Regions from separate parts of the Homo sapiens genome. Here regions 1, 2, 3 and 4 are each linked to region 5. A link is a loop called in an ENCODE intact Hi-C map of the cell type or tissue named here. Cell type or tissue: CD4-positive, alpha-beta T cell. All regions are shown on one strand. Links, peaks and the distances in the headings refer to the core of each region. The heading gives the core; the rest is flanking DNA. Region 1 holds the start of GPRASP3 (G protein-coupled receptor associated sorting protein family member 3). Region 2 holds the start of TMSB15A (thymosin beta 15A). Region 3 holds the start of LINC00630 (long intergenic non-protein coding RNA 630). Region 4 holds the start of ARMCX5 (armadillo repeat containing X-linked 5). Region 5 holds the start of GPRASP1 (G protein-coupled receptor associated sorting protein 1).

Evidence for each region. A loop is a pair of places that touch in the nucleus more often than their neighbours do. Peaks named below come from ENCODE experiments on the same cell type or tissue, not always from the same donor. Only the 100,000 strongest peaks of a DNase experiment are listed, where the experiment ranks them.
Region 1: a loop joins it to region 5, with 2.9 times the contacts of the local background. A loop is called at or near these places in 35 of 110 quality-filtered maps.
Region 2: a loop joins it to region 5, with 3 times the contacts of the local background. A loop is called at or near these places in 8 of 110 quality-filtered maps.
Region 3: a loop joins it to region 5, with 3 times the contacts of the local background. A loop is called at or near these places in 13 of 110 quality-filtered maps.
Region 4: a loop joins it to region 5, with 10 times the contacts of the local background. A loop is called at or near these places in 25 of 110 quality-filtered maps.

What each region holds. Positions count from the first base shown.
Region 1 is chrX:102,717,602-102,723,511 of GRCh38, forward strand. ARMCX5-GPRASP2 (ARMCX5-GPRASP2 readthrough) reads left to right here. Exons shown (of 19, transcript NR_146584.3): 7 at 2,933-3,220; 8 at 3,356-3,490. GPRASP3 (G protein-coupled receptor associated sorting protein family member 3) reads left to right here and starts at 3,142. Exons shown (of 4, transcript NM_001142524.2): 1 at 3,142-3,224; 2 at 3,356-3,490. GPRASP2 (G protein-coupled receptor associated sorting protein 2) reads left to right here. Exons shown (of 5, transcript NM_001004051.4): 5 at 1-132. RefSeq lists an enhancer at 2,949-3,008. In CD4-positive, alpha-beta T cell, for the core only: no CTCF peak of the experiment used is centred there; a DNase peak (open chromatin) is centred at 3,090; H3K4me3 peaks cover 1,099 bases.
Region 2 is chrX:102,513,506-102,519,415 of GRCh38, forward strand. TMSB15A (thymosin beta 15A) reads right to left here and starts at 3,234. Exons shown (of 3, transcript NM_021992.3): 1 at 3,161-3,234; 2 at 1,559-1,675; 3 at 177-619. The coding sequence starts at 1,658. The coding sequence ends at 582. In CD4-positive, alpha-beta T cell, for the core only: no CTCF peak of the experiment used is centred there; a DNase peak (open chromatin) is centred at 3,266; H3K4me3 peaks cover 779 bases; H3K27me3 peaks cover 494 bases.
Region 3 is chrX:102,766,637-102,772,546 of GRCh38, forward strand. All of the region lies in intron 8 of ARMCX5-GPRASP2 (ARMCX5-GPRASP2 readthrough), which reads left to right. It overlaps LINC00630 (long intergenic non-protein coding RNA 630), which reads left to right and starts at 2,517. Exons shown (of 12, transcript NR_146589.1): 1 at 2,517-2,705. In CD4-positive, alpha-beta T cell, for the core only: no CTCF peak of the experiment used is centred there; a DNase peak (open chromatin) is centred at 2,495; H3K4me3 peaks cover 1,161 bases; H3K27ac peaks cover 356 bases.
Region 4 is chrX:102,596,292-102,602,201 of GRCh38, forward strand. ARMCX5 (armadillo repeat containing X-linked 5) reads left to right here and starts at 3,224. Exons shown (of 4, transcript NM_001168478.2): 1 at 3,224-3,556; 2 at 4,629-4,741; 3 at 5,173-5,218; 4 at 5,589-5,910. The coding sequence starts at 5,851. ARMCX5-GPRASP2 (ARMCX5-GPRASP2 readthrough) reads left to right here and starts at 3,224. Exons shown (of 19, transcript NR_146584.3): 1 at 3,224-3,556; 2 at 5,173-5,218; 3 at 5,589-5,686. RefSeq lists enhancers at 3,270-4,041, 3,474-3,523. In CD4-positive, alpha-beta T cell, for the core only: no CTCF peak of the experiment used is centred there; a DNase peak (open chromatin) is centred at 3,220; H3K4me3 peaks cover 2,023 bases; H3K27ac peaks cover 2,425 bases.
Region 5 is chrX:102,649,651-102,655,560 of GRCh38, forward strand. The region is part of intron 4 of ARMCX5-GPRASP2 (ARMCX5-GPRASP2 readthrough); the gene reads left to right. GPRASP1 (G protein-coupled receptor associated sorting protein 1) reads left to right here and starts at 1,833. Exons shown (of 6, transcript NM_001184727.2): 1 at 1,833-1,945; 2 at 2,037-2,083; 3 at 2,525-2,615; 4 at 3,181-3,248; 5 at 3,571-3,648; 6 at 3,930-5,910. The coding sequence starts at 4,264. In CD4-positive, alpha-beta T cell, for the core only: a CTCF peak has its summit at 2,923; DNase peaks (open chromatin) are centred at 1,711, 2,331 and 2,901; H3K4me3 peaks cover 2,202 bases; H3K27ac peaks cover 1,367 bases.

The DNA.
Region 1 (5,910 bases), core at 341-5,340, 68 kb after region 5:
TGCGGTATTTTTCAGTATTAAGTTTTCAATGAACTGTGTCACCTAAGTAAGCTACCCTGCTATTCGTTGTTTAAATATATGGTTCTCTATTTGAGTCTGTGTTTTCAATAAAGTTCTATGTTAAAATTGGCATAAGTGACCCTTCTTCAGTTTAAGAACCATGTACAGATAAATCGTGTGCACTTACAAACATAGGTAATTATTAGTATGACAAACATGCGCTTATTAGAAAATTCTGTTCTTGAGTTAAGAAGGGAGAGATTATTGTGGGCCCTGATACTTGAGGAATGTTTCCGAGAAGAGGGACCCACTTAAATTGGTCAGGATAGAACAAATTGGTCAGGATAGGAGAGCAAGACAACTTGCCCGCCTGCTTGCCCAATTATGAGCCTTCCCAACAAGCAACCTAAAATTAATACTTCTTATAGGACCCATTTAAATTACCATCTTAGCCCTGGGATTTGCCTAAGGGTAGGATAAGACAAATCATTAGGTTGCTCTTGGAAGTGGGCAGTGGTGGTTTGAAGAAAAGTGTGTAATTGAATAATCTGTTCTAGTAGCATGGATGAACCCAGTCTGCTTGAAACAAGTAAAAGGAGTTTGATGAGAAATGCAGTTAGAAAGTTGGGAAGAGGCCAATTTGGGGAACAGAATAAGCCAAATCTGCATATTTAACAATTCAAAGTACAGGTGTTACTTCAATGCCACCTAAAGGCTGAAAGAGTAGGATAGCACAATTAAATGGAGTGGGGAATATGATTTCCTTTATATTCCTAGACAAAGGAAAGTGTTAAGGAAATACCATGCAGCCGTTGGAATGATTATGTATGGATAGGTTTATTGACACAAAAGGACATTAATTATTTTATATTTGGTGAAACAGAGAATGTGACATCATGTATGGAAAATTAGATTCCATTTTTAAAACATCTGTAAATGTACACAATTCCTATGCAATTTCAATATGAATTTCTAAACACAGTCTGGAATAAAATATATACCTTGTTAAAAAATGCTTAGAGACAGGCGTTGGGGAGATACAAACATTAATAAGACAAATTAAAAAATTAATATGCTTACATTTTGTGCCTTGAGTTATAGATGAGCATGCCGGAAAGGACAGAATTATATAAATGAATAAACTATAAGTGTTAAAAAATGATTAGAGATAATATCATTTAGAAAAGTTGTAAATGAATGAGCTATCAGAAAGACTAGCTTTTTATAAAACGTTTTCAAGATAAAAATTAAAATTGGCCAGGCACAGTGGCTCACACCTGTAATCCCAGCCCTTTGGGAGGCCGAAGCGGAAGGATTGCTTGAGCTCAAGAGTTCAAGGCCAGCCTGGGCAACATATTGATGCCTTGTCTCTACTAAAAATAAAAAAAATTAGCCCAGCATGGTGGCACGCACTTGTCCTAGCTACTCAGGAGGCTGAGGTAGGAGAATCACTTGAGCCTAGGAAGTTGAGGCTGCAGTCAGTCATAGTCACACCACTGCACTCCAGCATGGGTGATGTGAGTGAGACCTTGTCTCAAAAAAAATAAAATAAAATAAAATAATCAAGGGTGGGCCAGGCGCGGTGGCTCACGCTTGTAATCCCAGCACTTTGGGAGGCTGAGGTGGGTGGATCACTTGAGGTCAGGAGTTCGAGACCAGCCTGGCCAACATAGCGAAATGCTGTCTCTAGTAAAAATACAAAAACTTAGCCAGGCATGGTGGTGTGCGCCTGTAATCCCAGCTACTGGGGAGGCTGAGGCAGGAGAGTCGCTTGAGCCTGGGGGGCAGAAGTTGCAGTCAGCTGAGGTCGCACCACTGCACTACAGCCTGGGTGACAGAGCAGAACTCCGTCTCAAAAAAAAAAAAAATTACCAAGGGTGTTAAGTTTAATATTAGTCTGTTCATGGTACAAAAATGGCACCTTTTTCACATAATTATTACCGTAAAAAACATAACATTTCCTTTTGAGGTGACAACAAAGTTCTGGAGCTAGATAGTGGTGATGGTTGTACAACATTGATAATGTACTGGGTTGTATACTTTAAAATGGTTAAAATGTTAAATTTTATGTTATGTGTATTTTGCCACGATAATTTAAAAAATGACCACACAATACCTTCAGTCAGGAGAATTGGAAGACAGGGCTATATGTTGGTTTGGAGAGGAAATTCAGACGTACGAGAAATATCCAATGTTTTATTATTTTTAGACATAACATTTATTTGTCTGAGAATGTTCTAAATTTTCAAAGGTAAAATTACAATTCATGTAAATGTAAAAAGAATATGTGAAAGATTTTTCAACACAATCAACAACTGCTAGGATTAAGAAAACAGTTGAAGGGTATATGTGTATATACAATATACACAATATGAAGATATAAACAAAACATTGAATTTCATAAACACATAGGAAATTAATAAATGTTAGAATAACACTGCCAGGTTAAATATAAAACGGGTTAATATCTTACAGGGCAATAAATTGTAACATTTAAGGTTTTCTATTGCACTGGACATAAATCATTTACATATTTATTGAATAAAATATCTACATGTTAACATCAGTGTCTACAGAGTTGAAAAATAGGTAAATCAATAGACATCCTGCACTGCCCTGAAATGACATCCAGTAACTGAAGGTGACTTTATCTAAGTTTGGTATAATTTTTCTGACAGTGCAACATGCTTTTTTTCCCCACCTGATCCTAGTTTGGTAAGGTAATATGGAAGTGGCAGTTTTGCCTCCCATCGCAAGCCATAAGTTTTAACAGGGATTATCCTGGTGGTGCAAATTGGAGTTTGAATGTTTGTTTTGCTTACCAGCATTTTTCAAGACAGATCTGTGTGTGTTTTAGTATGTCGCTTGAGTCGTATACAAAATATTAAAAATCACTTCATTTCCCAAATCCTCATCGAATGTTCCTCGCCAGCCGAGTGGTCCTCCAGAGCAAAGGCCAGCCTTCCTTCCAGCTGTCTGGCCAAGGAGCTTCAGGATCTTCTAGCAAGCACCCCAGAGGCAGAAGACTGTCATCCATGGTACAGGACTGCGGCGAACAAGCTGACTGCGCAGTCACGTGGGGCTGACGGTGGGTCATGTGACCAGGCTCTGCATTAGGCCTGCCGAGAGGAGTGTTTTCTTGCATCCAGAAAAGACCTGAGAGGCGGACGACACCTGTGCTCCGCAGAGCAGAACGTGGGAGGAACGGCGGGATGTTAAGGTAGGTAGGTGTCTTTCCATGCTGCATCAGCCTGAAAACTAATTTCTCAGGCGACTGGAACTACAGCATTTGTTGGTAAAGGAAACAATCCGTCAGCCAACCGGGAGCGTCTTAGCCCGTCTGTCTTTTGTCCAGGAGCTCAAGAAGCAGAGAGTCTACCTGCCCGACGCGTTCGTGGAGAGGAGCAGCGGTTGCTGTTGGAGGAGGTGGGTGCAAGGACGGCAGATGGCATCCCTGAGAGGTGGTGACTGAGACTAGATGCGGGTGCAGGTAATGCCTCAGATCCGCCTGCTCCCTCCTGCCTTTTGAACACCCTTGACCCCTCATCCCAAGGCTCCCAGCCCAGTGCCCTGTGTTTGTATGTGTGGGTGGGGGAGGTGGGCATATGGATGGAGTTGGCTTCAGGGGAGCCCAGAGCGGGGAAATGGTGAAGTGACAATTCGTGAACACCTGTGGTGCTGGATCAGGAAAGGCAGGGGTGGGGATGGGAACCGTGAGCTATGCGTCCGCACTCATTCTACTCTCTGTCTTCTTACTGGCAGTATTCAGGCAGTGGGGATGGCTGATACCAGCTCAAAACTGGCGGAGGGTGGAGGAGGGCAGAAGAGAACACATACATCTGCCTTTTGCTCCAAGGCTCCAGCTGGCTGGGGATGCAAGAGAGGAATGAACCTCAATCCCGGCAGTTCTAGGAAAAGGAGGAGGAGACATAGACTCGAGGGGAGGAAACCTAGATGCTGTGGGCCCTTCACCTAGGATTTCTCATTAGGATACTCCAAGCTTCTCGACCCCCAAGGGGATTCCTGGATCTCAGCCCCATGCAGCAGGATCTCATTCCCATTGAGGGACACAAAGTGGGTTGCTACTCCGTGTGAGCTCTCTCTCCCTGCTGTCTTGGGCCTCAGAGGAGGGTCTTTCTGGGGACCACCTACAGAAACTGCTTCATGGATAGTCTCCTAAGTTTCCCTCTGCATACCCTTTGCTCTCTTGTGTTGTGATCTCTGCTCATTCCTTAGGATGTGTTTCTTTGGTCCCATCCTAGGTAGCAGCCCCATGGTAAGTCCTTGTCCTCTTTCACATCGAGTATCCTCCTTTCCCCCTACCCCATGCACCCACTGGGTACCAAGTGAAAGAAAATGGTTCCTCTACCCACAATACTTCTGGCACAGAATGTGTGGATTTTTCACACCAAGCAATTCTCTTATTCTTTGAGGACATCAGCTAGGTATTCTACAATTTAATTCAATTCTGATACTACCCAGAGTTAGTGCAGACCTCTCTGGTTAAGGGCTCATTCCCATAAGACTGCCCTCCCTCACTTCAGACAACAGTCACAAGTAATGGATCTCCATGTCACCCACACTTCTGTCTGACTTAGCTACTAGTTGGAAGTTCCCACAACCCCCTCCTCAGGTTCAATAATTTGCTATAAGGGCCCACAGAACTCAGGGAAACACTACTTCCTATTACTGGTTCATTATAAAGGATATAAATCAAAAGCCAGATGAAGAGGTACATATGGCAAGGTCCAGAAGGGTCCCAAATGCAGAAGCTGCCATCCATGTGGATTTGGGGTACACCACCTTCCCAGAATATGAATGAGTTCACCAACCTGGAACCTCTCAGACATTTGGGATTTTTATAGAGGTTTCATTACATAGGCGTGATTGATGAAATCATTGACCATTGGTGATTAGCTCAATCTTCAGCCCCTCTCTTCTCCTTGGAGGTCAAGGGGTGAGGCTGAAAGTTCCAACCCTCTAATCATGCCTTGGTCTTTCTGGTGACCATCCATATCTTGAAGCTATCTAGTGCACCCACCAGTCATCTCGGAACATAAAAAAAGACACCTATCACTCCAGAGATTCCAAGGGTCTTAGTGTCAAGAACTTGAGACTAAAGCCACATGTAACAAAAGATGCTTCCGTTATCCCTATCAGGAAATAGCAAGGGTTCTAGGAGCTCTATGCCAGGAATATGGGACAAAGAATTATGGTTACCAAAGGCTGGAAAGGGTATTGGGGATGGGGTATAAAAAGGAGTTGGTTAATGGGTACAACAATACAGTTAGAAGGAATATGATCTAGTGTTCAGTAGCACAATAGGGTGCCTATAGTTAACAATAGTTATTATATATTTCAGTATAATTAGAAGAATAGATTTGGAATGTCCTCAGTGCAACAAAATGATAAATATTTAAGGTGATGTATATCTCAATTACATTACACATTCTATGCTTATATCAAAATATAATTTATACCCCATAAATATGTACAAATATTGCATATCCATGTGAATTAAAAATTTTAAAAAATTTTAAAAATAACTCATTTCAAATTTCAATCAAAATAAAAAAGATCAAATGCTGATTTCTTCATATATCACAATACATACAAAGTCAGTGTAAGAAAGTGTTGCTAGGAAGAAATGACTTTTTCTAATCCCACTCCTATCCTTATGTTTATACCAAGTTTATAGAGTTGAAACTATGTTGTTCTACTACTTTAAGCCCTCCTATTTAGACTTAAAAGCTAGGATAGATACAAGGTATGTGGGGCAAAATCATAGGTAGAGATTAGTCCCTAGGACTGCATCCTCGTCTCCTACCCTCTCCTATTATTTTCTTCTCTTTACTCTCCAGAATTCTGATAATATAAGTACTGGGGCCAGCATTCAGCTTATGGTTTTCT
Region 2 (5,910 bases), core at 338-5,337, 140 kb before region 5:
GCACCTAGCATCCCCAAGTCAGGACTCACTAGACCTGGAGAGAAGTAAATATTTCCCACGTGAATAATCTGCTAAAACAGTTTTCCTTCAACCATTCTGTTTGGCTGAAAAGTATATCCTTGTGTACTTTTCGTTCCATAGAAGACCACCAAGAGTCAACCACAGGAGTCTCAAGATAATGATTATATTGGTTACTTTATTACTACATTAGAAATGCAAATAAACTGTGAAAAGCTGCAAAAGCATGCAACTTCATGAAGATTATGAAGCAATGGAAGCACCCATCATAGCAGGTTAAAACAGGCTTATCCAGTATAGGATGCAAGAACTACATACACAAAGGTCATCAATGGTGAGATTATTGACAGCATCTGCCATCTGGAACATATGCACCAATGGTAAGTTTAAAAATGAATTTAAGGAAACATTGGCTACCTCTGACTTCTTAGCCAGGGAACATAGGTGAGAAGATATCCGAAGACGCCTAAAATCTCTACAAACACATGGGTTTACAAAAAACAAGCCTAAAATCAAGACTCTCAGGTAATGTCGAAATCTGCTGTTGGGAGGCGATCCCCATTTTATGATGTTTGAACACACTCTTTCTCTTGCTGGATAGCTGGGAAGACAAACACAAAAATCATTAACCGTATGTACCTAAGATTAAGTTCAGTTTCTTTCAAAAGAGCTCCTTGCTAAGTCATCGAAGTCTGCATACATGCCTTAAATTTAGAATGCCAAGGCATTAACCACAAATCCTCACATTAGGGTGTGTGCATGTATGTGTGTGTGTTAACTACCTGAATATTCACTACAATCTATAACTGTGGAGGATTTTCTCCCATTTAAGAGATAGAGACATGCTGTTGCCATTTTTTCTTAGATGATTCAAGACTGAGATACGAAGCAATTTCTTCGGATTTATCTATCCATATACAACTAGGAAGTTATACCTTTTCAGACAATTTTGACTAACTTTGGAACTCTCAAAGCTAACAAGACAAAAAGTTCCCCTCAACTTTTGCAAAAACACTTGGAGTTTCTCCAGAAGGCTGTATTTCTGGAGGGCAAAACTGATCACTTATCCCTTGAGTCTGTGAGCCCTACGTGCACCCAAGATCTAAACTTGTTCATTGTCTTTATCTCATCATCAGGTAGAGAAGGCCAAAACTGCAAAGTTTGCATGGATCTTTAGGTATAAGACCACTGACCCAAACTGATGGATGCAGAAAAATGTCTAATAAGCATAAAGTGAACAAAACTAAGATTTTTCTAGTGCTAAATCCAATATTCCAAGATTGATTTTTAAGGTGGTTTTTAGTAATTTTCCAACAAGAAACTAGTTTTCCCCCCCATTCCTATTAAGACTTATGTGAGAACTACTTATATAACCCAAGTAGGAAGATGACTATTTGATGTTTTTAACTGTTACATTAAACACCATGGTACTCTAATTATTGCTTACTTTGTGGCAAAAATTTACTAGAAGATAGGTTTATTTACTGAACCTATTAACTTTCTCTACTGTGTGTTTCCACTAGAACCCCCCATGACTTACTTTCCTTTGAGGGAAGAGTATTTTTTTCTTCAGTATTAGTTTTCTTCAGTTTTGACCTGTCAAACTTCTCCACTTCCGACAAGTCTGGCTTATCACTCATCTTGACTAGAAGATAGCCTGAAAAGAATAAACATTTTTAAGAAAACTTACCTGGCAGAACTGTCTTCGGACTAAGGGGTCACAAGCAAAAATTTTCATATTTCATATCAATGTATATTCTACCCGCTCATTTTCAACAGAAAAACAGCAACAGATCTTAGAAAAGTTATATTTTTGTTAGAATAATTTTAACTCCACATCATTAGCCCATTTTGATATGCAGTAAATGCCGTTGGATCAGAACGCACCAGAAACCAAGATTCTCCAGAAACCCAGAGCCAATATGTCTGACTCTTAAAATCACAGCAAGGGTAAAATGGAGGTGATAGAAGCACAAGAGCAGACAGGGACAGAATAAAAAATAAAGACTGGCTTTAACCAGTTAATGATTTTGTAACAGGAGATAGCACTATTCGAGCATCTTCACTTTCTATTAAATTACTTTTGTTTTTTGGCATTTTTTTTTAGGAGACGGGGAGCAGCACAAAAAAAAAAAGAGTGGCATAAGTTGTACTAATTTCTTTCTATTTTAAATGCCCAAAGATGACAGTACATTAAGGCATTACAATACACGTCTCATAATAGCTCCTTGTGGCATTGGTGTATAAACGTTGTAAGAAGGGACAGCTAACTAGGATCAAACCCAGGACTTCAGCAGAATGGGATAAACCAAATAAAAGCGAGTCTTGTTTCACCATGTTTTCTCTGCAAAGAGAGAGGTAAAGAGATGAGGCTTAGAGGTGCATGGCTGTGGACCTGACGAAATGCCTGGTGCCCTGTAAGCGTCCCGAGTTTGTCCAGAAGAGACAATAGGATATCCCAGAAATCGGAGGGCAGAGTTCTCATTCGCAAGCCCAGCCCCACCCTCGTGCAGTAAGATACTATGTCTAGTGCTTGGGGTAGAATGGAGAGGCCCCCAAGCAGCCAGAAGTGCCGAACATGCCTCCATTCCGTCGAGTTTACCCTAAGACCCTCCTCTGCCAAGCCATTAGACGCCAAGCTCAGAGCTGGAAAACTGGAACTAACAAATAAATAATAGCAGGGCCGGGTGCGTAGGCCAGTCTGTCAAGAGCAGTTTGCATACTTTTAAAAATAACTATTAGCTTTTTCTGGCGCCCAGCCTAACGGCCACGGGAGGAGAAGGAATGAGGACCAAGCCCCAGGGGGCCCATTCCGGGCGGCCTCCAAACTCCTCATCCTCTAAGCCTCCGACCTGCAGCTACTGCGGACAGGTCCCTTTAAGGGTCCGCGCTCCCCGCCTCCCAACCCCGGGGCCTTGTTTCCAGGGACCGGCCCCCAGGAGGGCTCGGCATCGAGCGCAGAAGGCGGCCCCCTGGAAGACAAAGGCGCGGACTCGCTCGCCCGGGCGGCGGTGCAGACGCGAAGCGCCAGCCCCAACCTCGGCTCCTCTGGCTCCCGAAGGCGCGGCATCCCCCGCCTCGCAACCCTGACGCCTTCCCATCCCCATGGTCCTCTGGCTCCTGCGAGGCCGCAGGTCCTCACCTGAAAGCTTGAAGACTCGTGAAAGGCTGTTCGCGGGGCTGAGACCCAGACTCGCTCCGGACCAGGTTAGCGTTCCCGCGCAGAGCCCTGCAGTGCTAAGCCACCCAGCAGGCCCCGCCCCAGCCCTCTCTGATTGGCCAAAGGTTTCCGGGCTCGCCACCCCCCCCCCCCCACCCCGCCCTTCCCCTCCTCCGCTTGAGTGTACAGAGCCCGCGTCCACCCTCTCCTCTAGGATCGGGGCTTGGTGAAGTCAGAGCCGACCCCGCCTCCCCAGGCCCCACCTCCCAGGCCTCTTCCACTGCTTTAGTCCTGAGGGTCCACATACCCTTCATCCTGACTACACTCACTCTTTCACAATAACAGAGGCCTCTGCAATAAGCAGACACATCTCGCCCAGTGAGCTTAGAACATCTGGAACTCCGAGGTCCAAGCTGAATGACCGGTATTTAGGCTCTTTCGGCTTTTTATAGCCATTGGGGCCCAAGGATGCTGTGATAACCTAACAGTAGGTTGGAAGTGGGGCTCGGTGTTGTCTGCTCTAATCCTTGGCCAGGTCGTGGAGTAGGGGTGCTCATAGTGAGGGTGGGTGGTTCAGGGCCATTCACCCCTACAACTGGACATTTCTGTGACAGTAGTGCTCTCCTATGAAATGTAAAAGTCACATTCGCAGCTTTCTCGGCCACTGAACACGATAGCAGTTTATAATAATCACAGAACAACTGAGGCTATTCACCTTTATATCCCTAATCCCTAGCACTTTGGCCCACAAGACACATTGGTTGTGGAGATGTCTATAGATTGAAGTAATAAATACGTGATGGGTGGAAGTTTTGGACAATAGCACCACCCAGTGTCTGTTGGAAGAGAAAATTGAGGATTCGGTATTTACTTGAAAGGACTAAACGTTCAAGATCATTTTCTGGATACTCACCCAGAACCTTAGAGCATTAAGGTAAGATGGAGGTAGAACTATGTCTTTAGCTTGCACCCCATGTGTGGTGGTATAGATCTATATAGATCGAAAGTCACTCTTTCCACAAGGATTTCTCAAGGCTTCCCCAGCTTACTTCATTCCCTTTTCTTTGCTTTTGTAGCACGTTGTGTTAATTTGAGAATTGTGTATGTTTGTTGGAGAAACTTTTAAAACAGAAAGATATGCTCATTCAACAAGTAATATTCATTGAGTACCTACAGTGTTCCTGGCATTAAATATAATAAACACCAGTGTTTTCACTACACAGATTTCAATGTTGTTAACATTTAGGTATACTTACTTTGTCTTTCTTTTAAGGACTAAAAGCGTTACAGAAAAAATTGAGGTTTCCTTGACCTTCACTTCATTTCCATTCCCCCTCCCACTTGCCCAGGGGTAGTCCTATCCTGAATGTGATGTGTAGCTTTCAGCGTATTTTTCTGTCATTACAGATTAATGTGATTTCTGTTTCCAGGAGCAAAATGAAGCATTGTTTGAACAAGTGATCCAAGGCTAAGACCACACCCCTTACTTCACTTGGGGTTGACAGGAAGCTCCAGACAACCACCCCTCCATAGCCCAAACCTCAAAATCCTGCCACCCTGGTCTGCCTTGAATCATTAGAACTTATCTAATGATGACATTTATCTCCATTTGTGCGAGTCACCCCAAGACACCCTTCAACTCCTATATTCTAACTGCCATAAGGTTGTGTCCACATCCGCTCTTTAGTTCACTTTTCTCACCGCTCCTCTACTAATAAAACACAATACACCCTCGGTAATTCCTCCATATTTTAAGCCTCTTCTCTGAATTTCCCCTTCCATGAGGATTCCAGATCCCCTGAAGCCCACTCATGAGGAGCAGATGATTTTTCACTCCTACCACCACTGTACCACAGATCCTAAAGCTTATGTAAGGGACTTTGCTGCTTCTCATTGCTGTCTTTAGATAGCAATTCCCCTCCTACCCCCCTAAAAACTTCCAGCTTTTGACAACTTATGTCATTGACTAGCCTTTGTTGTTGACATATAACAAATTTCAACTATTCCCGGCCGGGCGCGGTGGCTCACGCCTGTAATCCCAGCACTGTGGGAGGCCGAGGGGGGCGGATCACAAGGTCAGGAGATCGAGACCATCCTGGCTAACACGGTGAAACCCCGTCTGTACTAAAAATACAAAAAAAATTAGCTGGGCGTGGTGGTGGGAGCCTGTAGTCCCAGCTACTCGGGAGGCTAAGGCAGGAGAATGGCGTGAACCCGGGAGGCGGAGCTTGCAGTGAGCGGAGATAGCACCACTGCACTCCAGCCTGGGTGACAGAGTGAGACTCTGTCTCAAAAAATAAAAAATAAAAAATAAAAATTCAACTATTCCCCACTCATTTTTCAAAAATTTTAGCTCCTACAACACAGTCATTCTCAAAGGTAGTTGTCCTGCTTTAATTCTTGGTAAATTCAAGAATGATAATTCTGACAAACTGGCGTTTTCAGTTCCTTGAACATTTCTCCCCCATAACATCGTCCTCAACTCCACCTCAGTTACTCACACAGCCATAGTCTAGCCCTTGTCACTATAATTATGGGAAACCCTCCATAATCTCAATTTTAAACATCCCTCTTTCTGACCATAACCTCCTCTCTTTTCAGCTAACTCATTTTGCACCTTTCTTTTGGTCTCCCCAGAATCTCCAATGCATTGATCTTATCAGATTTTCACTATCTCTTCTTCCCTTTATTGTATTCTCTCCCCTCCTTCCCTAGCTCAAATGTCATGTTCA
Region 3 (5,910 bases), core at 603-5,602, 120 kb after region 5:
CTAAAAAATATTCCTATTAATCCGGAATTTAAAGTTAACTGAGTTGATTTTAATCTGGTAACTGTACACGTGGAGGGCTCTGTGGAGAGCCAAGATGCTCAGGTCAACAGCCTTAACTGAGCTCCCAGCAGACGCCAACACCAGTCATCATTCATGTGAGTGAGCTCTCTCAGATGTCCCAGATGAGTGGAACCTCCAGATGACTGCAGCCCCAGGTGACAGACATCATATAGAGCAGAAAACATCCAGCTGGGCCCAGTTAACACACAAAATACTGAGAGAAAATAAATGGCTATTAATTAAGGGTGCTTGTTAAGAAGGAACGGATATCTAAAACATTATGGTTTTGGTGAACTTTTCCTCATTTTCTGTGTTGTGTTATCATTGGGTAAGAAAGGAATTTTCTTATCCTTGAAGGCTTAGTGAAACTTGGTTATAATTGTATCATCTGAGTGTTGGCTTACATGTGGGTACAGATTTCTGAACATGTCATCAATTCCTTCTTGAAGGGATTCCCAAGGGCAATTTACATGATATCTATTTTTCATGCTAGTCTTAAAATTTGAAACCTAACTCCTTAAGAAGAATTCCCACTGCAATCATGTGAATTAAGATACTGAGAGGGCATTGCTACAAACCATTCTATGAGGAAACCTGAGAGGTTGTCTTAGTGAGTATTCATTCTGAACAATTTTAGAAGTGTTTCTCAAAGAAAGTGTCCTGAAACACTTTCTCCTGCTATAGTGATAACCCTTGGCAAGGAAGTAACTTTCCTTGGGCACACATAGACAGGGCTCCTTTAGGAGACAGCAGATAGATATACATTGCAGTCCTTGGTCTTTATGACTGTCCCAATGCAGCACTGCTGGGTGGATAAGTCAATTCTAGAACTTACTCATAGTAAGCCCACGTGACAGCAAATCTAAGTCACATTCTCCAATATCACCTTATAAGAGATAAAGTCAATATATGTTTCTCCTTATTCTTTTCCTATGTTTCTCAGTTGGTTTAGAGCTCAGACTAGAAGCAGAAGAGTATTTTGGGGGCCCCTTAAAGAATTAAGCATTGTGAATCAAGAACTATAGGAATAATTGTAGAGTCAGTGAGACACAGTTAGAGGAGTAAACCTGTGGGCCTATTTTAAGTCCCATCCCTGAAGGCAAAGCTGAACAAGTGCCTCCTGAAGGGCAGCTTACTACCAAGAAGTTGAAGGGAGAGGGCTTGGGCAGAGTATCATGTGTCTCCTTCCAGATTCTCCAATCGGATAAGTCATTCCTGCCGTAGAGAGGAGTGAGTGTGTAGAGGCTACATGTATTTTTGTCATGGATGTATTTTCCACATGGAAAAACATACCAGGAATGAAGGATAAGAATTTCCTTAAGGCAGGGCTGGGTGCGGTGGCTCACGCCTGTAATCCCAGCACTTTGGGAGGCCGAGGCGGGTGGATCACGAGGTCAGGAGATCGAGGCCAGCTTGACTAACATGGTGAAACCCTGTCTCTACTAAAAATATAAAAATTAGCTGGGTGTGGTGGTAAGCGCCTGTAATCCCAGCTACTCGGGAGGCTGAGGCAGGAGAATCGCTTGAACCTGGGAGGCAGAGGTTGCAGTGAGCTGAGATTGCGCCGTGCACTCCAACCTGGGCGATAGAGCGAGACTCCGTCTCAAAAAAAAAAAAAAAAAAAAAAATTTCCTTAAGGCAAACTACTGTGTGTTTTAATTGACTGGATTCCTGCCTACTAAATGATTATATTATTCTAGTCCGGCCTCCCTGAAATAACTGTATTATTACTCAAATGACAGTTTTTGTGTTTCTAGATCATTCAGTCACTTGATTATAAACAATCTGTTTTCTGCCACAGAAAACCAACTGCCTAGTATAGTGTGTGAGTTGTACATGTTCCTCCTCAGAGGGCTAGCTCATCTCCCAGAGTCCTAGGACACCTCTCTGGGCTTCTGTGTACTGATGATACTCCTCTAAGGTCACTTTTTTTTTTTTTTTTTTTTGAGAATCTCGGCTCACTGCAAGCTCCGCCTCCCGGGTTCACACCGTTCTACTGCCTCAGTCTCCTGAGTAGCTGGGACTACAGGCGCTCGCCACCACGCCCGGCTAATTTTTTGTATTTTTAGTAGAGATGGGGTTTCACCGTGTTAGTCAGGATGGTGTCGATCTTCTGACCTCGTGATCCTCCCGCCTCGCCCTCCCAAAGTACTGGGATTACAGGCATGAGCCACCGCGCCCGGCCCCCTTAGGTCACTTTTAAAGCAAAATTCCTGACAACATGGACTTCCTTTCCTCTACCATAATGAGTAGAGAGTCTTGAAAATTGCCCGGATCCCAGCCTCTAATTGGTATGTTTTCTCAGGGAGTTATCTGAAGAATGAAGGTGTTTTGCTTTAAGGGATAGGCTGGGGATGGAGGAGCGGGTTGTGCATAGTCATTTTCAGGTGTGGAAGACAAGCCAGTGCTACGCGGTTGCCATAGTAACCTGACGTCATATTAGCGACGGTGACGACTTTTTATTGAGACCAATTTGGCCTGGGGAGAACCGCCTTCAGGCGTTTGGACTCAGTGGAGGTTGTGAGTGCCCAGCAGTGTGGCCTGAATCTCCGTGGGGTTTAGGGAGACGAAAGGACCCCAGATCGACGTCCCCTCGTTCCCACTTTGGGGATCGGCGCTCTGGCTGTTTCGTGAAGGAGAGAGAGGTGGGTCTCTTCTGGCCCCAGTGAGTGTGGTGTCCTGCTCCAGGGTGTCCCGGGGCTACTTTCCCTGTAAAGGCGGGACGCGGGAGGATGAGACAGGTAAAGACCCTCTCTGAGCCCAGTTTCCCACTCTGTAAAATGGAAATAAAAATGCTCACCCACAGGATTGCTGAAACCTTCAGTGATAACATAGGTGCAAGACGATAGCCCTGTGGTTATTGCAGGATCAGGAATGCCTGTATGAAGTCAGGCCTCTTCTTGTTCTGTTTCAAACTTTCTTACAGTATAGACAAGGGAGAAACTTTATGTTTAACATGCATTTATGATAAGTTTATATATATATTTCTGACTGCATAAATAATAACCAGTGATTCCCATCAACACTATCAAATGAATGTTGAAATATAAAGTTAGTTAGAAGGCCTTCCTACCAATTTGAGATTATAATATGCATTCTCCCATATCTGTTGTATAATAAATTTGTTTATGAACTATAACTTATAAAGTGTCAATTAAAAAGTCATATGATGTTTTGATATATTTTATACATTGTAGAATGGCTGAATCAAGCTAATAAACCTATGCATTACCTAATGTACTTTTTTTTGTGGTGAACACTTAAAATCTACCCTTTTAGCAGTTTTCAAGTGTACAATATATTTTTATTAACCATGGTCACTATGATGTACAATAGATCCCTTGAATTTATCCCTCCTCTCTAACTGAAATTTTGTATCCATTGACCAACATCTCCCCAAACCCCTCCCCAGCCTCTGTCTGGTAATTACTGTTCTACTCTCTGCTTCTATGAGTTCAACTTATTTAGATTCCATATACAAGTGAGATTACGTGGTATTTGTCTTGCTGTGCCTGGCTTATTTCACTTAATGTCCTCCAGGTTCATCCATGTTGTCACAAATGACAGGATTTCCTTCTTTTTTCAAAAAGCTGAATAGTACGCCATTGTGTGCATGTATGACATTTTCTTTATTCATCTGTTGGTGGATACTTAGGTTGATTCCATACCCTGGCTATTGTGAATAATGCTGCAGTGAACATGGGAGTACATACATCTGTTTGAGGTACTAATTTCATTTCCTTTGGATATATACTCAGAAGGGGGACTGCTGGATCATTTGGTAATTCTATTTTTAGTTTTTTTCAGGAATGACCATACTGTTTCTGTAATATCTGTATAAATTTACATTCCCAGTATTGTACAAGGGTTCCATTTTTTTCCACATCCTTGTGAACACTTACCATCTTCTGTTTTTTTAAATAATGGCCATCCTAACAAGTGTGAGGTGATATCTTGTTATGGTTTTAATGTGCATTTCCCTGACAATTAGTGATATTGAGAATTTTTTCACATATCTGTTGGCCACTTGTATGTCTTACTTTGAAAAATGTATATTTTATTATATATGGACACATGATTATTGTACATATTTATGGGGGTACACTGTGATATTTCAATATATGTATACAATGTGTAGTGATAAAATCAGGGTAGTTAGCATATCCATCATCTCAAATCTTTATCATTTATATGTGCTGGTAACATTCAACATTTTCTCTTCTAGCTATTTGAAAAAATACATTAAATTATTGTTTGATAATTTAGTATAATGCTATAGAACACTAGAGATTATTCTTCCTATCCAGGGTCTGGAGTATGGGCTAGCCTTCAATGGATGTTAATCTAGTGTCTGGAGTACAGACATGTGCAAAGTGACCTTGGCTTAGGGGCCCGGATCCCAGCCTAGTTCCTCTAATTGGTATGTTTTCTCAGGGAGTTATCTGAAGAGTGAAGGTGTTTTGCTAGGTCTCTATGGCAGTGGCTCTGGTGTCTGAGGCATGGGCAGGCACAGTCAGGCACAGAGCTGGGGTCTGGAGTATGGGTATTTACAGAGTAGTTGTAGCTTGGGGGGGTCAGTGACACATGCAGCATTGGGACAGGTGGCACCTCTGGTCCCAGAGTGGTATAATAGCTGCTGCTTCTTGAGATGAGAAGTGTGTAGCCACTTCTCCCTCTCTGGGGTTCCTTGGGCAGGAATGGCTGTTGGTTATCTCAGTGGCGAAAGATGCCAGTGTCCTCTCCAGAGCAGACTGCTGGGGACCATGGTGATTCCTGCCACATGGCTAATAGCAATAGCCTTTGCCTTTCTTCTTTGCTCCTAGACATCTCCTGGCACCTCAAGTATACTGATCTCACCAGCAATATTTTCTGTGTGGATATTCCCCATTTTTTTTTCTACTGTGTTGCTGCAGATTCTTAAATGGGCCCCTGAGCCCTCCCATGAATACTTTAGTTTGTGGATAGCTGTCTACACTTGTTTTTTTGTGGCAGGGGGTGATGAAGGCTGATATCTCCTACTCTGCCCTCTTGGTCCTTCAGTATCTAGTTTGCCCTATTCTAATGATACCCTGCCATGTCCCCTAAAGGAACCGTATAGGCTTATATATCATTGTTATTATTTTCAAGGACATAACATTTTCAGTTCTGTTGTACCCAGCCTACCCATTCCTCCCACTGTCCTGTCTCCAGACAAATACAGCACTTTTGTCATTATAGATTAGATTTCATTTATTTAAAAATAATCATAGAGGTTTTTTTTTTATTTTTTTTTTTTAGGGATCTGGCTTCTTTCATTCACTCTATGTATTTTTAGATTTGTCCATTTTATTGCCTATTTCAATAGTTTTTTTTTTTTTATTACAGAGTAGCATTACAGTATAGGATATACTACAATTCGTTTTGTCCATTCACTTGCTAATGGATATTTGGGTTGTATTCAATTTAGGGGATCTTGTGTATGAGTCTTTACAGAGAAATGTGCTTTCTTTCTCTAGGGTAAATACTTAGGATTGCAGTGGCTGGAACATGTTATAGATGTAAGACTAACATTGTAAGAAACTGCCAAACTGTTTTCAAAGTGGTTGTACCATTTTTCATTGTCTCAGCAGAGCTTCATCCTCCACAACCTCGTCAGTGCTTGGTATGGTCAGTCTCTAACTTTAGTGATTCTCATGCGGCGATAAAACAAGACGACCCAATGGAGCTTAATTAGGCCACACACAAAAAACATTAACTATTTAAAGGAATAATATTTAATCTACTGGGCTAAAAATTTCAGTTGGGGTAACTTCAGAGCACCGTACAACCTCTGAATGATTAAAACCCGGACTAGACTAGTTATTCATAAAA
Region 4 (5,910 bases), core at 296-5,295, 54 kb before region 5:
TATATACATATGGCTTTATATACATATAACTACATATCAATGTCTTTGGTATAGCTTTCTCCATATATAGCATACACAAGTTGTGCATAAATAGAATATAAATTATTTATAAGTGCATATATATATGCACACATATATACATACATACATACACACAAAAAAGGTGTAGGAAAATATTTATGATCTATATTGAAGACATGGGGTTAGTATGCTTGGCATACAAAGATCTCTTAACAAATAGAGAAATTGGCAAATAATAACAGAATGCACAAAGAACTATGTAAATATACAATAAATATTTGAAAATATGCTCAACCAAATGAAATGGCAAATAAAAATCCAGAGATATCATAATAAGGAAAAGAGGTAAGGTAATATATTACTCAGAGGGTAATCACGATTTTGCAAAGAAATGTATTTTACATGTTTATACATTGGAGTGTTTTGATATCTGAGAATACATTACAGAAAGAGAAACAATCTGAAGAATATGCACCAAGTGATTAATAGTGAATGGATAATTAAGTACCTAAAATTGCTACTAACAATTGCTAACATGTGTTGGATCTTTCAGCTCTCAAGCAATGCCGTGAGGTGTACTTAGAGAAAGCATTAAGTCACTTTTCTTTTTGGTAGAATGTAAGATTAGAAGTATGAGTATTCCTTTAACAATAAAAATCAACTTGAATCTCCAATGGGCTTTCTGGCTAAAAGTTGAAGGCCAAGTAAAAATCTTGGAGCAAGGGCATTTTTTTTTCTCCTTGCTTCAACTTACTGTTCATAGCGCCTGCCACCCAAAAAAGAGAAATGAAGCCTGGCGCTAATAATATACTTAGGTTATTCTCTGATATCCTCATTTTTTAAGGTGTATATAAGATACCTTTTCTGCTTTGGATCTTTCAAATGTCTGAAATGTTCCTAAGATAATTACATAAGTCATAAAACAGCAGTTATTATGAAAATGAATGATGATTTTAAAATTTTATCAGTTGATAGACATACTTTAGCAGTAAGATCATTACTCAAGGGGAACTACAAACCACTGCTCAAGGAAATCAAAGAGGAAACAAGCAGATAGAAAAACATTCCATGCTCATGGATAGGAAGAATCAATATCGTGAAAATGGCCATACTGCCCAAAGTAATTTATAGATTCAATGCTATTCCCATCAAACTACCATTGACATTTCTCACCGAATTAGAAGAAACTATTTTAAAATTCACGCAGAGCCAAAAAAGAGCTCGTATAGCCAAGACAATCCTAAGTAAAAAGAACAAAGCTGGAGGCATCACACTACCTGACTTCAAACTATACTACAAGGCTACAGTAACCTTGTAGAACAGCATGGTTCTGGTACAAAAACAGACACATAGACCAGTCGAACAGAATAGAGAACTCAGAAATAAGACTGCACATATACAGCTATTTGATCTTCGACAAACCTGACAAAAACAAGCAATGGGGAAAGGATTACCTATTTAATAAATGGTGCTGGGAAAACTGGCTAGCCATATGTAGAAAACTGAAACTTGACCCCTTGCTTACACCTTATACAAAATTTAACTCAAGATGGATTAAAGACTTAAATGTCAAACTCAAAACTATAAAAACCCTGGAAGAAAATTTAGGCAATACCATTCAGGACACAGGCACAGGCAAATTGCCAAAAGCAATTGCAACAAAAGCAAAATTTGACAAATGGGATCTAATTAAACTAAAGAGCTTCTGCACAGAAAAAGAAACTATCATCCGAGTGAACAGGTAACCTACAGAAGAGAAAATTTTTGCAGTCTATCTATCTGACAAAGGTCTAATATCCAGAATCTACAAGGAACTTACATTTACGAGAAAAAAACAAACAACCCCATTAAAAAGTGGGCAAAGGACATGAACAGACACTTCTCAAAAGAAGACATTTATGTGGCCAACAAACACATGGAAAAAAGCTCAACATCACTGATCATTAGAGAAATGCAAATCAAAATCACAATGAGATACCATCTCACACCAGTCATAACGGCAATTAATACAAAGTTAAGAAACAAGAGATGCTGGCAAAGTTGCAGAGAAATGGGAACGCTTTTACATTGGTGGGAATGTAAATTAGTTCAACCATTGTGGAAGACGGTGTGGCAATTCCTCAAATATCTAGAACCAGAAATACCATTTGACCCAGCAATCCCATTACTGGGTATATACCCAAAGGAATATAAATCATTCTATTACAAAGATACACGCACACGTATATTCATTGCCGCACTATTCACAATAGCAAAGACGTGGCATCAACCCAAATGCCCATCAGTGATAACATTAAGAAAATGTGGTGCATATACACCATGAAATACCATGCAGCCATAATAAAGAATGAGATCATGTCCTTTGTAGGGACATGGATCGAGCTGGAAGCCATTATCCTCAGCAAACTAATGCAGCAACAGAAAACAAATACTGCATGTTCTCCCTTATAAGTGGAAGCTGAACAATGAGAACACATGTACACAGGGAGGGGAAAAACACGCACTGGGACCTGTCAGGGGTTGTGGGGGGCGGTGAGGGAAAGCCTTAGGAAAAATAGCTAATGCATGCCAGGCTTAATACCTAGGTCATAGGTTGATTGGTGCAGCAAGCCACCACGGCACACGTTTGCCTATTTAACAAACACGCACATCCTGCACATGTATCCTAGAACTTAAAAAAAAAAAAAAGAAAATGAAAATTAAGGGCTGGGAGGGAGGACTCGAAGGAACACAAAGTTTGTGGAATCGATTAGTATGTATCCTCCTATCTCAGTCTTGACTCTCTTTGCTGACTTTCCTACCCTGGGCCCCACCCCGAGACCGCCCATTTCAGTGGGCCTCTGTGTTTGGAGAACGAACTTCGAAAGACTGGAACACTTCCGCCTGTCAGGCCAGAAGAGATTTCCTGACACCACAGCTGGAAACCCATGTGCATTTCAGTTCAGGAAAGAATGGTAGGCTTGGTGGGGGGAGCTCCCGCAAAAGGGGAACTAATACAGAAACACTCTGGTATTTGTCTGCCTCTCTTGTTCCAGCGCCGTTTTCCCTATATCCGGAATTCGTCCCTGCGCATTCCAATACCTGAAGCGGCCACAGGGTACAGGACAGGGAGCCCTCCGACAGAAAAGAGTCGCGGCGCTAAACAAAGCCTGATATCACTCCGCTTCCATAAGCCGGATCCCCATAAACTACGCTCTAGCTCCTCCCACTGCCGTTGTGGGTAACGCGGACGTGGAAGAACCTCGTCTGCGGAGGAAAAGGTAGATGTTAAATGGTAACTACGCGCGAGGTTCTGAGGAGCCCTGGGAACAGGAAGGAGAAAAGAATACCAAAAGTGACAACAGTTTGCCAATCGCAGTCTTTAATCTGATAAAGCGGTTATCTCGTCTTGAGTCCCAGGTGCCGAGTCAATCCCCATACACAGCCGCCGCCATTGCCTCGAGTCCTTGTGTCTGACTGTCTGTTCCTGCTGCTGTATGACACAGCACCTCGAGGCAAGGAAATAAGAAAACTGCCTCTGATCCAAGCAGAGAAGGTCAGTGAGAAGGTGCGCATCGCTTGGGGGTGGATGTGGGTATCAGAGGTGAACACTGGATACGCGACCTGGTCATGGGAGGCGGGCGGTGAGAAGGAGAGAGAGATGGGTAATTGGAATGGCACACAACAATTAAAAAAAAATGATCTACCTTTTGCTAGCTTGATTTCCATACACTCGGTTCACCTCAGACCATGCTTGGGAAGAAAAAGGTTGCAGCTTCTAGCAGGGAAAAGGCAGACTAGATGAGGAAGAGAGGGCTACTTCCACAGGCGAGGACAGTTGTCTGGGGAGCCCTGAGAGGGAGAGAATGTAAAAAGAGGTTGTAAATGTTTGATAATCAAGGCTCTGGATTTGAAAAGGGTCTCATGTCTTGGTTACTGGTCTGACCATTAATAACCACGTCTCTCTCTCTGTCTTTTCATTTGTTCTTTGGGTGTGTATCACGCGTTTTTATGTGTAAATCTGTTCCTAAGTTTGCAGCACTCCATGTTTCTGTAAAGATCTGTAGGGGACAGCAGACCTCAAGGGGAGAGGAGAAGGAAAAGAAAATTGGCCTGGTTTGTACAGAGTGGGCAGTACTTGGGAGGCAGTACTTGGAGGTGGTAGATGGCTAAGATTAGAGTAGGCAGGAGTGTAAGGGAGCCTCCAGAACTCTCTGCCAGCTTTCCTAACATGTCCTCCCTTACCCGCATTATGTTGCAGAAAATGATAGGCTTTGGGAGAGAGGAAGGAAACATAGGAACCCAGATGAAATATGGAAATAAATACTTTTCATTTTTTCCCCAGCCTCCGTGGTTTGTCTAGGCATTTCGTCCCTACTAACACCACTACTACTACCTTGTAGGGATGTTTGAGTTGTCTCTGTATAGGAATTGTCAGACTTTGAGAATAGAGCAGAGGGGCTTGGAGATTTAGGAGTGGGAGAAAAAGGGGAGATAGAAAATGTTTGCCAAACAGGTACTTATATCCAGAAAGAAACTGTGCCCTAGGTGCTGGTCTCTACCAAAAACAGCCTCAACTGTCTCCTGTGTCTTCATTTATTGGTCTCTGTTTTTGTGAATCCCTGTAGGTAGATCTGTCCCCAGGTCTGTGGAACTGTCAGTTGTGAAGTTTTGTAAAATGGTCACCCAACTTAAAACTAGGAAATTACGAAGAAGAGAAAATTGCCCTGTATCTGTTAAGGTTGGTGTAAAGGTACAGGGACAGGGGGGCAACTTCGACTAGAGAATTCCATCTCTTCTGTTTTGTCATTTTACCAATTATTCCCATCTGCCCCACCCCCTGCTGCTGCTGATTTAGTTGGGAGTCTTGGTAAGTTGTGGGGGTACAGAATGCTAAGCTGCCTTTCCCACTCTCCACTGCTTGTCCTGCTCTCACGCTTGAACCTAGTCTAATCTGAACGAGGGACATTCTAGGGCAATCACTGAAGAGGAAGATGGTGGGCAATAGGAAGGAGGAGGAGGAGTAGCCCTGAAACAAAGCAGTGGGGGAGAGGGGATAGGAGGAGGGAAACACTAGACAAAATCTGGAAAGGCAAGAATAAGGGCAAGGGACCAAGGTCTGTCACCAGGAGATCAGTTTCCACATTCTCCTGTTTGTTTATTTGTCCATAGGTCTGCCTGTAGATCTGCTGTAGGGCTTGTCACCATTGGAAGCAAGGTAAGGAGGAGAAAGTTACTCCAGATCAGTGCAGGTTGGTATGAGTGTGGGGATTGCCTGGGTAGACCTGTAGGATGGAGTAGTGGAGAGCTGCTTGGCTCCAGCAGGGGTCAAGAACCACTAAAGGGATTCCTCAGCTTCTCATCCAGTTTTCCTACTCCTTATGCTCCTGTTTGGTGACTGGAAAGAAGGCTGATGGCACTTGGAAGTGTAGGGAGTGGGTGAAATGAAGGGAGAGAGAGTTTGCTAATTATCTACCTCTCTCACCTAGCACTGAATCACCATATTCTCCTGTCTCCCTGTGCTGATCAGCATGAGGAGAAAAAAGTTGGAAGAGACTCAAAGCCCCATTTCCTTCCTCCACCCCTAGGTCCTACTTCAGTGGCAGATCTGGTGGCCTTGGAGTGGCTGAAGACCACCACCCTCCACAGGGCTGGGCCCATGCACAGCCATCCTTCCCTACCTTGAGTGAGCTTCCTCTGCATGTTTTCTATATCACTGGCAGAGCCTGTAGTTGGAAAGGGGACAGAGTGACTACTGGACTTTGTGTGAAAACACCAACCGGGACAAAACTTCAGTCAAGGCTGAGACGGGTGGGGGTATATAACTTGTCCTTACGTTAAACTTGGAACATGGTTGACTCTGGGACAGAAGCAAGGGCTAGAGGAAAGGCTGAGGCTGGCCTGCAAGAT
Region 5 (5,910 bases), core at 741-5,740:
CTCTGATTGCATGCTTGGTTCATCTGAGGATGCTCAGGTAACATGATCTGAGGGTCCCCGGCAACTGAAAGACAATGCACAACTTTGTTATATAAAAGTTAAACCAGATAGGTCTGGTGCTGCTACCCTGTAACCAGTTACCATACATGGAATGGCTTAAAATAATACCAATTTATTATTATCTTACAGTCCTGGAAGGTTGGAAATCTTCAAAGGGCTTCACCACACTAAAATCAAGATGTTGCCAGAGGAGCTATCCCTCTGGCATTTCTAGGGAAGAATCTGTTTCTTTGTCTTTTCCAGGTTCTGGAGACAGCCTGTATTTCTTGGATCTTGGCTTCCTTCCATCTTCAAAGCCAACGATGACCAGTGTAGACTTTCTATGCTGCTTCAATCTGACATGGAGTCCCTGCCTTCCACATCTAAAGTACCCTTGCAATTACATTGGCCAAGATAACCCAGAATAATCTTAAATTAAACTCAGCTGAATAGCAATCTTAATGATCCTTTGTCAGGTAATATAAAATGGTACATGTTCTGGAGAACAGGACATGGACATCTTTAGGGGACCGTTACCTGCCAAACACAATGAGGGTAGTGTCTAAATGAGTTTTCAAATGGACAACAGTAACAACATCAACTTGGTGTTTAACCACATTGCTCTGTCTGTCCCATGCAGGAAGCAGGGAAAGGAGGGGCTCAAGAGTAGAGGACGGATGTGGGGGTGAAAGAAGAGGATTCAAATGAGCCAGGTTGCTTTGTCTCGGGGAGGGGGGTGCACGGTGGGATCCTCTCCTGAGAATGACTGCTGAAACAATAGGTAGTTGTGGCAGGTGGCGGAGATCCAAGCTGGTTTGATACCAGCCACATTTCCACACTGCCAAATATCATGGCAAGAGAAGACTTGACAGGGAACCGAAGAGAAGCCAGGACCATCCCTACCTGGCGGCATCAAAGAGAGAGGACTGTTATGACCTCCTGCGGGTCCTGACAGGGAAAGGTCCTCTTTTGGGGGCAACTGTGGGGACGGTGCAATGCCAACGTGAGCCACCATTTGAAATGAGAAACAGCGGTGTGGCAGAAAGAAATGAGTCTGGTGCAGACCAGTGGTTGGTTTCCTAGGGTTAGAGGTCTAGGTCTACCTTCTTTTAGAAGAGGGGCAGTGGTGAGTCCTTGATGGGAGCCCCCTGCCCCGGAGTTCACTTAAGAGCAGGTGTACCTTCCTCCCCTGCGTGGCTCCACGAAGCTGGGAAAGAAACGCACAGGACGACCACCCTAGAACCCCGGGCCTGTCTGGACTGAAATCGCCTCTCCCCTCCCACACTGCAGTGCTGACACCCCCTCTCCCATTAACATCCAGGAAGGAGGGTGAGCAGACTAGGGAGGGGGAGAGGGCAAACACCCAGCAGTCCTTATAGGGGGGCGGTTGGGGCGGGGGTGCAGACACACCAAGGGACGGTTTGGTATCCATCCGCTGCTCCCTCCAGCGCGGCTCTTCGCGACCTCGCGATCCTGTCCTCCGCCCGGCCCCGCAGCCGCCCGCCGGTGCCATATATTATAGCAGCGCCAGAAATGTGGTGGTCGTCGCCACGTTAGGGTCCGCGGGGTCCTCCTGAGGCAGCCTGGTGCCAACCCGCAGGCCCCGGCTGGGGCTCGTCCTGGCCCCGCCCACCTCTGGGTCGGAACTATGGTGGTTCTGTGAGGGGGGGCGTCCTGCACTTTCGCGCCGTATCCCTCCGCCCCCCTTCCCGACACCCTCGCGGAGAGCGGTTCTTGCCGCATCCTGCGCAGCCCCTGCCCAGTTTGGTGCAGAGGCGTGGGGGGCGGGACTCGTCTTTGCCATTCGGATCGCTGGGAAAGCGGTGGGAATCCAACTGAAGAGCAGCCAGAGGAGAGCTGAAGAGAGGAGGGGGAGGCCGATGACCTGGGCTCTGGGCCTCTGAAGGCAAGTAGGGGTGCGTGAGGTGGGGGGCCGTGGTGTGGGGGTGGTCCGCCAGGGTGGACCGGCTGGCAACCTGCCCCCCGGACCCTGACAGCCTGGCAACGAGGAGACGATCCGTTCGGAGCCGGGCGCTAGAGAGAGGTGCGCAGTGCCCGAGATCCCTGGCTATGGGGAGGCGGTGACTGGTGCGGGCCAGGCCGGACCAAGGGCTGAGGGGCTGGCTCCAGAGGCACCGTCAGATCGTCTGGAGGAGAACCGCGCTGACCGCTTCCCAGCCAGCTTTGCAGGCGCCCGCGCGCAGCCCTCGACGGTTTCGGTACCGAGAGACGGCTGTGGGGGAGGCTCCTGCGGGAGAAATGGCCAAACGGGAGCCGTGTTGGGGGGCGCCCGGGAGGCAGTTGGGGGGCGCCTGGGGGGGCCCTCGTGGGCCAGCGTCCCAGCTCTGTGCCTAGCCCGTGGGAGGTGGGTCGCGTTCGCTGCTCCGGGCCCTGATTCCGGAAAGGGGCCTGTGGGGCCCCGTGTCCTGGGTGCTGTCCCTTCCCACAGACTCCAGGTTGATGTCAAAGTCTGTCTGCGCGGTAGGTCTGGCGTATTCTGACAGGACACAGTGAGCATCTGTAGAGGAGAGGCTTGAAATAAAGGAGGAGCACGAATATTCCCTGGATTTCTGGAGGTGTGTGGGGATGTGGGGTGGGTGCCAAACACTGGAGAACCGAATCGGGGTGGGGGACTGCGACCAGAGCAGGTCAGGCATCCAGGAGCACCTCTTAATCTTCCCCTCTCTAATGGTGTTCCAGGCGCTTCCCCCACCTTCCATCCCCATCTGCCTCCCCCACCGTCCTAAACTGGGGGCTTGAAAGGGTGAGCTTTGGAGGTAGGGGTGATGAGGGAGACATACTGACAAGTACCAATTCACGACCTGTTTTCTAGAATATGTGGCGCCCTTCCCCCATTTTCTGCTGCGCAGAGCAAGGGGATGTGGCGCACCTAGTGGTGAATCCTCAGAATTGGAGAAGGGAGTAATGAGAAGAGTATGACGTCAAGAGAAGGAGTTGTTATCTCTAGAACCTTGAAGCAGGGCCTAAACAAAACGAGAATATTCCACCAGCAAAACCCCGAATGTTGAAAGACAGATATCAATAATATGGGGATTCTTATCCTTAGCGTTGGTCTCTCTACCAAGGGCTTTACTGCCACCCCTCATTTCCTGTCTTACTTTTTCATCTGTTTGTCCATAGGCCTGCTTTAAGGCTGGCCAGTTCTGCAAGAAAGGCAAGGAGGAGGAGACTGGCTCACACCTCTGGAGGTTGGTGAGAAGGGGGAGGGGGCAATTCAGGGGACAGTTGGAGAAAGAGAGCATGGCAGGTGGCTTTGAGACCAGTGGGTGCAGACCCACTTCTACTCTGCTGGATTTGCACAGTGCCAGCATCCTTTTTATTTCTTGCAGGGGACATGAGATAGGTGTAGGTTGTGTTGTGACTCAGAAAGACCTGAGAGCAGGGACCAGGACACAGGAAACCATAGATACATTGAACCCTTGAATGGGAAGACAGATATTTGTCACAGGAGCCAGAGTGCTTGCCTATCTACCATTCTCCATTCTCTCCTGTATGTTTACTTGTCTGTAGGACCCCCTTCTGTCAGCTGTGGGGCTTGACACTACTTGAACAAGAAAAGGAGGGGGAAACTGCACCACATAAGTGAAGGTTGGTATGAGAGTGGGTATACTTTTGGGCGGGGTAGTGGAGACCAGCATGGGTCCGGGAGTGCTTAGGGTCCAATCTGGGGACTTCTTGGCCCCTCCCATTGCCGACACACTTTCCCACCATTGTTGGACCTGTTTAATAGGAGGCAGCCGGTCCAGAGAGACTTTCTCAAAGCCCAGCTGTCCCACCTAGCATTCAACATCAGTCTCACTGCATATGTCTCTGCATGGGATGACATAATTGGAAGAGACTCAAAGCCCCATTTCATTCTCTCTCCCTAGATCCACCTCCAGTGGCTGCTCTGCTGGTGGTGGGGTTGCTGCTGACAACCACCCTCAACGGGTCTGCACCCATCCAGGAAATCTCTGTCTTCCTCAAGCTTGGTTGTGCCTGTTCTACACTCTATCTGTATTATTGAATTACTGACTGAGACTGTGTTTGGGAAGGAGGCTGAGTGACTACTGGACTGGATATTGACTCTAACTCTTGTTTCCAAGCTTATATCCTCAATCACCTAAAGATCAGAGTGTGAAGAAACAAACCTGTGACAGATCTGTGGTTGAGGTTTAGACTGGGGGAGGAGTATAGTACTGGACTTTCTTTGTAACTTGTACCATGACTGGGGCAGAGATTGAGTCTGGTGCCCAGGTCAAGCCTGAAAAGAAGCCTGGGGAAGAGGTTGTAGGTGGGGCTGAGATAGAGAATGATGTCCCTCTGGTGGTCAGACCCAAGGTTAGGACCCAGGCCCAGATAATGCCTGGGGCAAGGCCCAAGAATAAGTCCAAGGTTATGCCTGGAGCAAGCACCAAAGTTGAGACAAGTGCAGTGGGTGGGGCACGCCCTAAGAGTAAGGCCAAGGCAATACCTGTTTCACGATTTAAGGAAGAAGCCCAGATGTGGGCTCAGCCCAGGTTTGGTGCTGAAAGATTGTCTAAGACAGAGAGAAACTCCCAGACCAATATCATAGCCTCTCCACTTGTCAGTACTGATTCTGTCTTGGTTGCTAAAACAAAGTACCTGTCTGAGGATAGAGAACTGGTTAATACAGACACTGAGAGCTTTCCTAGAAGGAAGGCCCATTACCAAGCAGGATTCCAGCCTTCTTTTAGGTCAAAGGAGGAGACCAATATGGGGTCCTGGTGCTGTCCTAGGCCTACATCCAAACAAGAAGCCTCTCCTAATTCTGATTTCAAATGGGTAGACAAATCTGTGAGTTCCTTGTTCTGGAGTGGAGATGAGGTCACTGCAAAATTTCATCCTGGGAATAGGGTAAAAGACAGTAACAGATCCATGCACATGGCCAATCAAGAGGCTAATACCATGTCTAGGTCCCAAACTAACCAGGAGCTCTATATTGCATCTAGTTCTGGTTCTGAGGATGAGTCTGTTAAGACACCCTGGTTCTGGGCCAGAGATAAAACCAATACCTGGTCTGGGCCCAGGGAAGATCCCAATAGCAGGTCCAGGTTTAGGTCTAAGAAAGAAGTCTATGTTGAATCAAGTTCTGGATCTGAGCATGAAGACCATTTGGAGTCCTGGTTTGGGGCTGGAAAGGAGGCCAAATTCAGGTCCAAAATGAGAGCTGGGAAGGAGGCCAATAACAGGGCCAGGCACAGGGCCAAGCGAGAAGCTTGCATTGATTTCATGCCTGGGTCTATAGATGTAATTAAAAAAGAGTCCTGTTTCTGGCCTGAAGAAAATGCTAATACCTTTTCAAGGCCCATGATCAAGAAAGAGGCCAGGGCCAGAGCAATGACAAAGGAAGAGGCCAAAACCAAGGCCCGAGCCAGGGCCAAGCAAGAAGCCAGGTCAGAGGAGGAAGCCCTCATTGGGACCTGGTTCTGGGCTACAGACGAGTCCAGCATGGCAGATGAAGCCAGCATAGAGTCCAGTCTACAAGTGGAGGATGAGTCCATAATTGGGAGTTGGTTCTGGACTGAAGAAGAGGCCAGTATGGGGACTGGGGCTAGCAGTAAATCCAGACCAAGGACTGATGGGGAGCGTATTGGTGATTCCTTATTTGGGGCTAGGGAAAAGACCAGTATGAAAACTGGGGCTGAGGCCACCTCTGAATCTATACTAGCAGCTGATGATGAACAGGTCATTATTGGTTCCTGGTTCTGGGCTGGTGAAGAGGTCAACCAAGAGGCTGAGGAAGAGACCATTTTTGGGTCGTGGTTCTGGGTCATTGATGCGGCCAGTGTGGAATCTGGTGTTGGGGTCAGCTGTGAGTCCAGGACAAGGTCTGAGGAAGAAGAGGTC